2 separate regions of the Homo sapiens genome follow, and region 2 is linked to region 1. A link is a contact called in ENCODE Hi-C or POLR2A ChIA-PET data. All regions are on one chromosome and are shown on one strand. Each heading gives the region's core, a stretch centred on a gene start or an enhancer-like site at or near the end of the contact. The rest is flanking DNA. Distances are from core to core; before and after follow the strand shown. Region 1 overlaps TNFRSF1B (TNF receptor superfamily member 1B). Region 2 overlaps VPS13D (vacuolar protein sorting 13 homolog D).

Region 1 (4,581 bases), core at 1,251-3,750:
GCTGAGGCAGGAGAATCGCTTGAACCCGGGAGGCAGAGCTTGCAGTGAGCCGAGATCGCACCACTGCACTCCAGCCTGGGTGACAGAGCGAGACTCCATCTCAAAAAATAAATAAATAAATAAATAAAATTAAAAGATAAATAGAAAGAGTGGGAGACTGAGTGAATAGGAGCTGGTAGGCTGCATAACCAATGGTTGTCTTTGCCCCTGCAAAGACATTGATGTCTGAATTCCTGAAACCTGGCCAAGATGCTAAGACGAGGAGAGTGTCCTGGATTTTCTGGGTGGTCCGTTGTAATTACAGGTGTCCCTACACTTGGGAGGCAAAGGGAGATCTGACTTCTGAAGAGATTCCGTTGCTATCTCTGAAGATGGACGAAGGGGCCATAAGTCAAGGAATGCAGGTACCGCTGGAAGCTGAAGGCAAGGAATCAGATTCTCCCCTAAAGCCTCCAAGAACAAATTCCCCATTTGAGCCTAGCAGGCCTGGCAACACCTTGCTTTTATACTTCTGGCTCCCAGAGCTGTAGGAGAATGAAATTGTATTGTTTTAAGCCACTGAGTTTGTGTGGTTTGTTATAGCAACAACAGGAACTAATATATCGGGGAGGGGACCTGTTGTCACTGCTGGGCAGCACCAAGGACCCCCATAGAATTTATTCTTTTTTTCCATCCCCCAGGCTGGAGTGCAGTGGCAAGATCTCAGCTCACAACAACCTCCGCCTCCTGGGCTCAAGCAATCCTCCCACTTCAACCTCATGGGTAGCTGGGATTCCAGGTACGTGCCACCGCACCCAGCTAGTTTCTGTATTTTTCTGTGGAGATGAGGTTTCACCATGTTGCCCCAGGCTGGTCTTGAACTCCTGAGCTCAAGCAGTCTGCCCACCTCAGCCTCCCAAAGTGCTGGGATTACAGGCATAAGCCACTGTGCCCAGCCAAGTCTAATGATCATGAAATGAAAACGCGACCAGCCAGCATGGTGGAAGGCCATCATCCTGCCCCAGCCAGGTGCAGACGTGCAGGTGTGGCACAGGCAGAGAGCTGGGTTCAACCAGAGAGAGAACAACAAACCAGGAGAAAGTGCCGTGGGTGCGTACAAGGGAGAAAACGTAACCAACAGCTGCAGGTGCCACTGAGGGAGAAAGACAGGAGGAAGTAGGGGTGGGGGGAAGTGGGATGCTTGAAATTGAGATTAGCGTGCAGTTATCAGTAATGCCAGGCTCTAAGGCACTGGCATGGGCACACCCCGAAGGCCACATCCGCCTCCTGCCCATTCTTTCATGTCCTGTGCACAGCTGTTTTCACACTTCAACAGCACAGGTGAGTGGTTGTTGCAGAAACTGTAAGGCCTGCCAAGTGTAAAATATTGATTCTGGTCAGGCGCAATGGCTCACACCTGTAATCCCAGCAGTTCAGGAGGCCCAGGCCGGTGGATCACTTGAGCCCAGGAGTTCGAGACCAGCCTGGGCAACACAGGGAAACCCAAAAAATAAAAATAAAAAAATTTAAAATTTAGCTCGGCATAGTGGTCCATGCCTGTAGTCCTAGCTGCTCAAGAGGCTGCGACTGGAGGTCAGGGCTGCAGTGAGCCACGATCACATTTCAGCTTGGGTAACAGAGTGAGACCTTGTCTCAAAAAATTAAAATAAATTTGCTCCCTGGCTCTTTATGGAATAAGTGTGGGGAGCCTTGGTCAAGGGTTGAGTGACTGAGACAGGCTGGAGGACAGGACCATGGAGGAGAGGAGGGCGAGAAGCCAGGAGGCGGGGCGTTCCATCAATCACAGATCCTATAATCACCAAGAATGAAAATGGTCCCACTGAGGGAGTCACAGGAGCTGGAGTGACGATGGTGACCCAGGGGGTCAGTGGAACCAATACACAGGCCAAGGTCTCTCTCCCCTCCAAGGCTTTCTTCTAATTAATTGATTTTATTTATTTATTTTATTTGGAGACAGACTCTTACTCTGTCACCCAGGCTGGAGTGCAGTGGCCCGATCTCAGCTCACTGCAACCTCTGTTGCCTTGATTCAAGCAATTCTCGTGCCTCGGCCTCCTGACTAGCTGGGATTATAGGTGCATACCGTCATGCCCAGCTAATTTTTTGTATTTTTGGTAGAGATGGGGTTTCACCATGCTGGCCAGGCTAAGGCCTTTAAACTCAGAACTCCTTTTGCCTGACAGTTCCCTGCAATCCTTTGTTCTGGAAAACTGCTGCTCATCCCTCAGGAGGAGGTCAGAGGTCATCTCCAGAACCCTGTTCTAACCTCCTACCTGGGCCCAGGGATGTCCTCTGGGCCCCCAAAACCCTGTACTGGTCTGAGTATCCCAGGGGCAACCACTCTCCCCGAGTGGGGTCCCCAGGAGGGCAGAGCCTGGCTGCCTAGGCTGCTAGGGATCTGCAGAGACCCCATCCCGGTCCTGAGAGCAGGCCCAGGAGACCTGGAGGATGAAGGCATGAGACCAGGGCACACTTGGAACCCAGCCAGCTGTGTGGTCCCGAGCAGGAAGTTCTCTTATGGTTCACAGGCTTGAGGGGGCGGCTGTAACAGGGGTCCCTCTGTGGTCCAGTCACAACAGGGGCCAGCCAGACTCCAGGGACCGTGACGCCATCTCCCCTTACACAGGGGTGGCAGACAAGTAGGAGCATGGACAAACCCAAGCCCAGACCCCAGGCAGAGCCAGGGGTCGACGTGTAAAACAAACAGGTTTATTGATAAGCAGGAATGCCGTCCAGCATACAGTGCAAACTTTCATTGTCTTGGGATCAACACACACACACAAGGGAACCAAGGCCCCACAGAGTCTCCAAATTCATCGCTTCCCGGCTCTGCCCTGTGATGCCAAGGAAGCCTGAGGTTCTCCCAGGACTGTCCACCAGGGGGCAGGTGCGCTCCATCATGTCCTCATGTGGGTCCAATGTGGGCAGAAACCTGGCCAGTCCCAGCAGTCTGACTTTTTTTTTCTTTAAGAGACAGGGTCTCACTCTGTTGCTCAGGCTGGAGTGTAGTGGCGCGATCATAGCTCGCTGCAGCCTCAAACTCCTGGGCTCCAGTGATCCTCCCCTCAGCCTCCTGAGTACAGGTGCACGTCACTGCAGCCAGCCAGTCTGACATCTTGATTCCAGGGTGGAAAACCCTTCTTGTCTCCATGGTAATGGCTGGGCTCTCCCACCCTCCAATAGTTCAGCTGCCAAGCTCAAGTCCAGTGGAATTTATCAACAATTTATCACCCTGCCCCTGCTCTGCTAGACAATTTCATGCCTTCTCCTTTATCCCCATGCTCCTGAGACTGAGCCTTTCCAGGAGCCCCTCAACCTGCTTCCTCCCAGAATCCGGGCAAGGCTACACTGGTTTCCCCTCTGCAGGGCCCTGGCCCTGGGAGGGGGAAGGCTGACTCTAATGGGGAGGAATCCCAGCTTCAGTGGCTTCAAGGCAGGCCATTCAACTTACCGACCTTGGCTACACACACCCACGACACGCAACACAGACGCAGACACAAGACTGGCACTTGGGATCACACTGGCCATGTACCAAAGTGGCAGGGCAGCCCGTTTGGGGCCCAGGAATTGAAGGTGGGGAGTGGGGAAGAGGAACCCACCCCTCTGGGGGAGGAGGAGGGTCTAGGCTGAGGTAGGAGTAGAGAGATGGCTACGAGGACTCAGTCATCTCTAGTTCCTGAAATTCCCTGAAAGGAGATGGTGTGGCCTAGGACAGCAAGGAAGGAGGCGCGGGGCTGCAGGCACACCGGAGTGAAGGCGGAGGGTGCAAATGGCAGGTGGGGGGTTGGATGTGGCTGGCAGAGTTTGGCTTTGTCGTTGGCTTGTTGGCCTGAGTGGTACTTACTTTTTTAAAAAATTGGCAGATTTCTAGTTAGAAGTGCGTTATCTTGCCCAGGCCACAGCACTGAATATGGTGGCCTGCCTGGGCCCTCTGGGCATCTGACTTTCACACCATGGTACAAAAGGACAAGTTGGCATTTGGAGGCGGTGCTTTTTTTTTTCTTTTGAGACAGACTCTCGCTCTGTCGCCCAGGCTGGAGTGCAGTGGCGTGATCTCGGCTCCCTGCAACCTCCGCTTCCCGGGTTCAAACGATTTCCCAGCCTCAGGCTTCTGAGTAGCTGGGACTATAGGTGCCCGCCACCACGCCCGGCTAATTTCTGTATTTTTAGTAGAGATGGGGTTTTACCATGTTGGCCAGGCTGGTCTCGAACTCCTAACCTCAGGTGATCCACCCGCCTCAGCCTCCCAAAGTGCTGGGATCATAGGCGTGAGCCACTGCACCTGGCCTGAGGTGATGCTTTCCAAGCCTCCTGAGCTAACTTGAAGGACCCCGTTCCCTACAGGGCTGCCACCTCCTCCCTGCACAGAGCCCCAGGACCATCCCGCAGTCTCAGCCTCAGGCTGAAGCACTGTCCTGTCTTCATGGGTGACTCAGGCAGCATCCCTCCTCTCCAGAAAGCCCCTCTGCAGAAAAGGATGCTGGGGTTTTCTGGAAGCCAGAGCTGGGGCAGAGCCCAGGGGGAGAAACAAACAAACAAACAAACAAACAAACAAAAAACCCAAGGGCTCCAGAAGCCAGG
Region 2 (4,581 bases), core at 1,327-3,826, 35 kb before region 1:
GACTTTCCTGCCTCAGCCTCCCCACCAAGTAGCTGGGACGACACGCACATGCCACCATGTCTAGCTAATTTTGTATTTTTAGCAGAGACGGGGTTTCACCAGGCTGGTCTCGATCTCCTGACCTCAAGCAATCCGCCTGCCTTGGCCTCCCAAAGTGCTGGGATTACAGGCGTGCCCAGCCCCATAATCAATAATAAATGTTGATGAGGATATGGAGAAACAAAATGCTCATACATTGCTGGTGATATCGTAAAATAGTGCAGCCTCTTTGGAAAACAGTTTGGTAGTTCCTCAAAAAGTAAACAGAGTTACCCCATAATTCCTCAATTCTACTCCAAGATATCTATTTGAGACAACTGAAAACATGTTCACCCAAAACCCTATACACAAATGTTTACAGCAATATTATTCGTAATAGCAAAAAGGAGAACCAACCCAAATGTCCAGCAACTCATGAATGAATAAACAAAATGTCGTATGTCCTGAGAAACGCAAGGACTCTCAGCAAGAACATTCCATTCCAAAGAGACTTGACCAAACTTTAATATGGCTTCTGGCAGCCCGAGGCCATGTCCCTGGGGACAACACAGTCCTCTACTGAGTTCTTGCCTGGTAAAGCTCAGGACTATCAAAAGAACGTACCCTTTATTCCAGACAACACCTGACACAGGCCCCTGACCTTCCTTTCTTATAGCACGTTTACTGAAAAGGGTTTATAGGTTTGCAGAGCAATTCAACTGTGACATTTCTCTGAGAGATGTATATGTACAGGTCACGTATCCCTTATCTGAAAGGCTTGGGACAAGAAGTGTTCCGGATTTCATTTTTGGGGGGGATTTTGAAATATTTGCATTATACTTAACTGGCTGAGTATCCCAAATCCAAAAATCCAAACTCCAAAATGCTCCAATGAGCATTTCCTTTGAGTATCATGTGGGCACTCAAAAAGTTTCAAACTTTGGAGGATTTCAGATTTTCAGATTTGGGATACTCGACCTGTATCTCCTACAGCTCAGGAGTGTCTTTCTTAAGGACCTGAAAGCCACTCCTTTGAAATGTAATCATCAGGAAGGGTAAGGCTCAATCTCCCAGTCTGAGGGAGGATAGAATCCTAACTTTGATCACTGCCAGCGGACACAGTTAGCCTAATGACATTCACAGCGACCAACGCCTTGTAATTTTTCACTTGAGTACCCACTCACTCCACCTCCCTGCACCCTCAAGCTCTCTTTAAAAGGCCCAGCTACCTCCACACAAGTCAGCCTGGAGCTCAGCTCTTTCCTCTACTGTCAGTAGTTACAGAGTAAAATCTGTTTTCATTGCTCTGAGGTCCAGCTTTGTTTAATCTTTGACAATCCATACAATGGAATATATGATTCAGTCATAAAAAGGAATAAAGTGCTGACACATGCTACTACACAGATGACCCTTGAAAACATTATGTCAAGTGAAAATGGCCAGGCTATATATTACATGATTCCATTTAGATGAAATGTCTACAATAGGCAAATCTAGAAAGAAAGTAGATTAGTGATTGACAGGGGCTGAAGGCAGAGGGGAATTGGCAATGACTACTTTTTTAAATTATTATTTTTTTTTTAAGATACAGGGTTTTGGTCTGTTGCCCAGAATGGGGTGCAGGGGCACTATTATAGCTCACTACAGCCTTGCAGCCCAACTCCTCGGCTCAAGTCATCCTCTTGCCCCAGCCTCCCAAGTAGCTGGGATTACAGGTACATGCCACGAAGCCCAGCTTTGGCAGTGACTACCTGTTGGGATGATAAAAATGTTCTGGAATTATTTAGTGGTGACCAACGCACAACCTTGTAAATATACTAAAAAACATTAAATTGTACACTTTAAAAGACTGAACTTTCTGGCATAAGAACTATATCTCAATAAAACTACTTAAACTAAGATAAAATGAAAATAATGACTAATATTTTATAAATTTGTTTGTCAAAGGAAAGTTACGAAATCAAAAACCTCAGACTGTAATTTTTGGGAACATGACATACATTGAACACATTTGGCCTCTGTCACATTGGCACTGCAAGAAACTTCTAGAGGTAGTAAGTATGGACAAACTCTTAAAACATTCACGAAAATTAGTGGGACCCTGATCAAGTTTTTGAGGATGAAACAAAAGTATAATTGAAGTAGAAAACATGGGCAAGGTCAACAGCCCCAGTCCTGTAACTCGTCAAATTGCCACCAGATACACCAGCAAGAGGTTAGGTATCTTAGTGAGCTGTTCGCAATTTCACAACTCACTATGTAACCAACTAGAGACCAGGCATCCAACCTCTCTCTTTTACAGATGAAGAAACTGAGACCAGAGAGGTGAAGTGATTTACCCTGAAACCATACAGTCATCAAGGTCAAGTAACCTGGATTCTTAGGCCATAAATCCTTGAGCAAGTGGGATTCCAACATTCAAAAAGAAAGTGCGGGAAGTGAAATGGAAGAGATGTGAAAACTCCTCCTCATGCCAGCAGAAACAAGAAAACTCTGTGTCTGCCACAGAGCCTAGGACTTGCTTGTCAGGTTTTCCTCTTGGCACAGCCTACAAAAGGGCAGACCTGAGCAGCCAGCCCCATCTACACCCTAGATCAGCTGAGCCCACGAGAAATGAGAAACTAAGAGGAGAAACACGTTTAAACCTGAGAAATCCCTTTCACGTTGATACTTTTATAAAAGTCAGCAGGACTTACTTCAATATTCTCCACAATCCTTGTAACTACGGAGGCGGTAACTGAATACCAATAGGACTCCCCTTTCTGCTGGCGGTCATTCTACAAAGACAAGAGTCAGCATTAGCTCAATCTAGTGTTCTTGCTCATCTTACACGTGTCACCACAACTGCTCTTATGGCCCAGAAGATCTCTGCCTTGCCTTCCATTTCTCCTCCAGGGCTTGAAGTAGTGCTTTCTTACGTTCCCTTTCCAACAGCTTCTCCTTTTCATCATTGAAATCCTGTATTTTCTCTGGGGCTCCAATTAAGTGAAGGCTGGAGATGGAGATCACCCAAGGGTCCACATGGGGGCGATAAAAGGGAATCTGAAGGGTTACTTTCCCAATGAAGCCTGGAAGGAGAAGGAAAGTCTTGTTCACCATCTGTACACATTTTTAATTCTTTCCATTTTTTGGTATTTTTACAATTTTGTTTAAGGAGCATGGATTGCTGTTACTACTTTTTTTTATTTAAAACAACAGGCAGCAGGCTCTTGCACATGTGAAACAAGTGTTAGGAGGCTGACATCTGTAAGAATAAGGTATAATGACTTATATAAGCTGGAAAAAGTTCGCGAAGACTTTACCACATCAACAGTAACATCCCTCCTCTAGAAACTATCTCCTTTTCCAACTGGAGTACATCTTACACTTGCTCAGGGTGTCTTTCTTCCCCGGGTCCCGCACAAGCCCATGGACACTAAACTCATTTCTTGTTCATTAGTCATTGTCTGGTTGATAAGCACTAGTTGGAGTCATCAGACCTATGATATATTCAATCTTGAACATACCCACCACAAACTGAAACATAGGTAAATGGTGCTGGCCTTCTCTCAATAAAGAATTCTGATGCTTCATGAGAACCTGGGCTGATGAGAAAGCCAAACGGCTCGGTAGAATTGTGATATTTATTTCCCAAGTTCTTCCATTTCTAGCCAAGCCTCCTAGAATACAAGCTTTCTTTATGTTCAATTTATAAGAGTCAAGCAGTGTTGCCCAGGCTGGTCTTGAACTCCTGGCCTCAAGTGATCCTCCTGCCTCAGCCTCCCAAAGTGCTGGGATTCCAGGTGAAAGCCACCAAGTCCAGTCCAACAATGGTATTTTTAATGACAACATCAAATGATCAACCGTGTAATCCAGTAATAAATTCAGAAATTTAGCCAAGCTTGGTGGCACGCAGCTGTATTCAACTATTCCAACTAATAGCTGGGGAAGCTGAGGCAGGAGGATCTCTTTAGCCTGGAAGTTCAAAGCTGTAGTGAGCTATGATAGCATCCCTGTACTCCAGCCTGGGTGACAAAGCAAGACCCTGTCATAAATAAATAAATACATAAATAAAAAGGAGGCCAGGCATGGTGGCTCACGCCCGTAATCCCAGCACTTTGGGAGGCCGAGACAGGCAGATCACCTGAGGTCAGGAGTTCAAGACCAGCCTGGCCAACAAGGCGAAACCTCGTCTCTACTAAAAATACAAAAAAATTAGCCGGGCATGGTGGTGCACACCTGTAGTCCCAGCTACTCTAGAGGCTGAGGCAGAAGAATTGCTTCAACCCGAGAGGCAGAGGTTGCAGTGAGCCGAGATCGCACCACGGCACTCCAGCCTCGGTGACAGAGCGAGACTCCATCTGAAAAAAAAAAAAGAAAAGAAAAGAAAAAGAAAAAGGGAAAGGGGAAAGAAAAGGAAACCTTGAATGTAGAACAGAGGTTCTCACACTTGAGTAAACATAAGAATCACCTGGAGTGCTTATTAAACACTGTAGGTTCAATGACATTCCCTCAGAGATTCTGATTCAGTCGGTCCGGGTATCACCTGACCTCCCCACCACCATCACAAGGTCATCCTGATAC

The links. A loop is a pair of places that touch in the nucleus more often than their neighbours do. ChIA-PET counts read pairs that join two places held with the same protein, here RNA polymerase II (POLR2A). Pooled maps may share reads with other maps.
Region 2: a loop to region 1 is called in a map of endothelial cell of umbilical vein, with 5 times the contacts of the local background. The contact joins two enhancer-like sites. A Hi-C loop is called at or near these places in 6 of 168 maps with a recorded cell type or tissue (B cell, CD4-positive, alpha-beta T cell, CD8-positive, alpha-beta T cell and 3 more), 2 of 37 single-sample maps with no recorded cell type and 10 of 50 pooled maps. POLR2A ChIA-PET finds 5 or more read pairs at or near these places in 10 of 52 experiments (CD4-positive, alpha-beta T cell, CD4-positive, alpha-beta memory T cell, IMR-90 and 7 more).

What each region holds. Positions count from the first base shown.
Region 1 is chr1:12,207,335-12,211,915 of GRCh38, reverse strand. It overlaps TNFRSF1B (TNF receptor superfamily member 1B), which reads right to left. Exons shown (of 10, transcript NM_001066.3): 10 at 2,696-4,581. Among named protein-coding and RNA genes, the nearest start is that of MIR4632, 18 kb to the right of the region's middle. RefSeq lists a silencer at 1,358-1,437 and an enhancer at 4,426-4,581. Within about 2 kb of position 2,500, at least 8 of the 41 ENCODE cell types and tissues checked have a DNase peak (open chromatin) inside an H3K27ac peak, as active enhancers do.
Region 2 is chr1:12,242,751-12,247,331 of GRCh38, reverse strand. VPS13D (vacuolar protein sorting 13 homolog D) reads right to left here. Exons shown (of 70, transcript NM_015378.4): 4 at 2,896-3,086; 5 at 2,715-2,795. Among named protein-coding and RNA genes, the nearest start is that of VPS13D, 15 kb to the right of the region's middle. Within about 2 kb of position 2,576, at least 2 of the 41 ENCODE cell types and tissues checked have a DNase peak (open chromatin) inside an H3K27ac peak, as active enhancers do.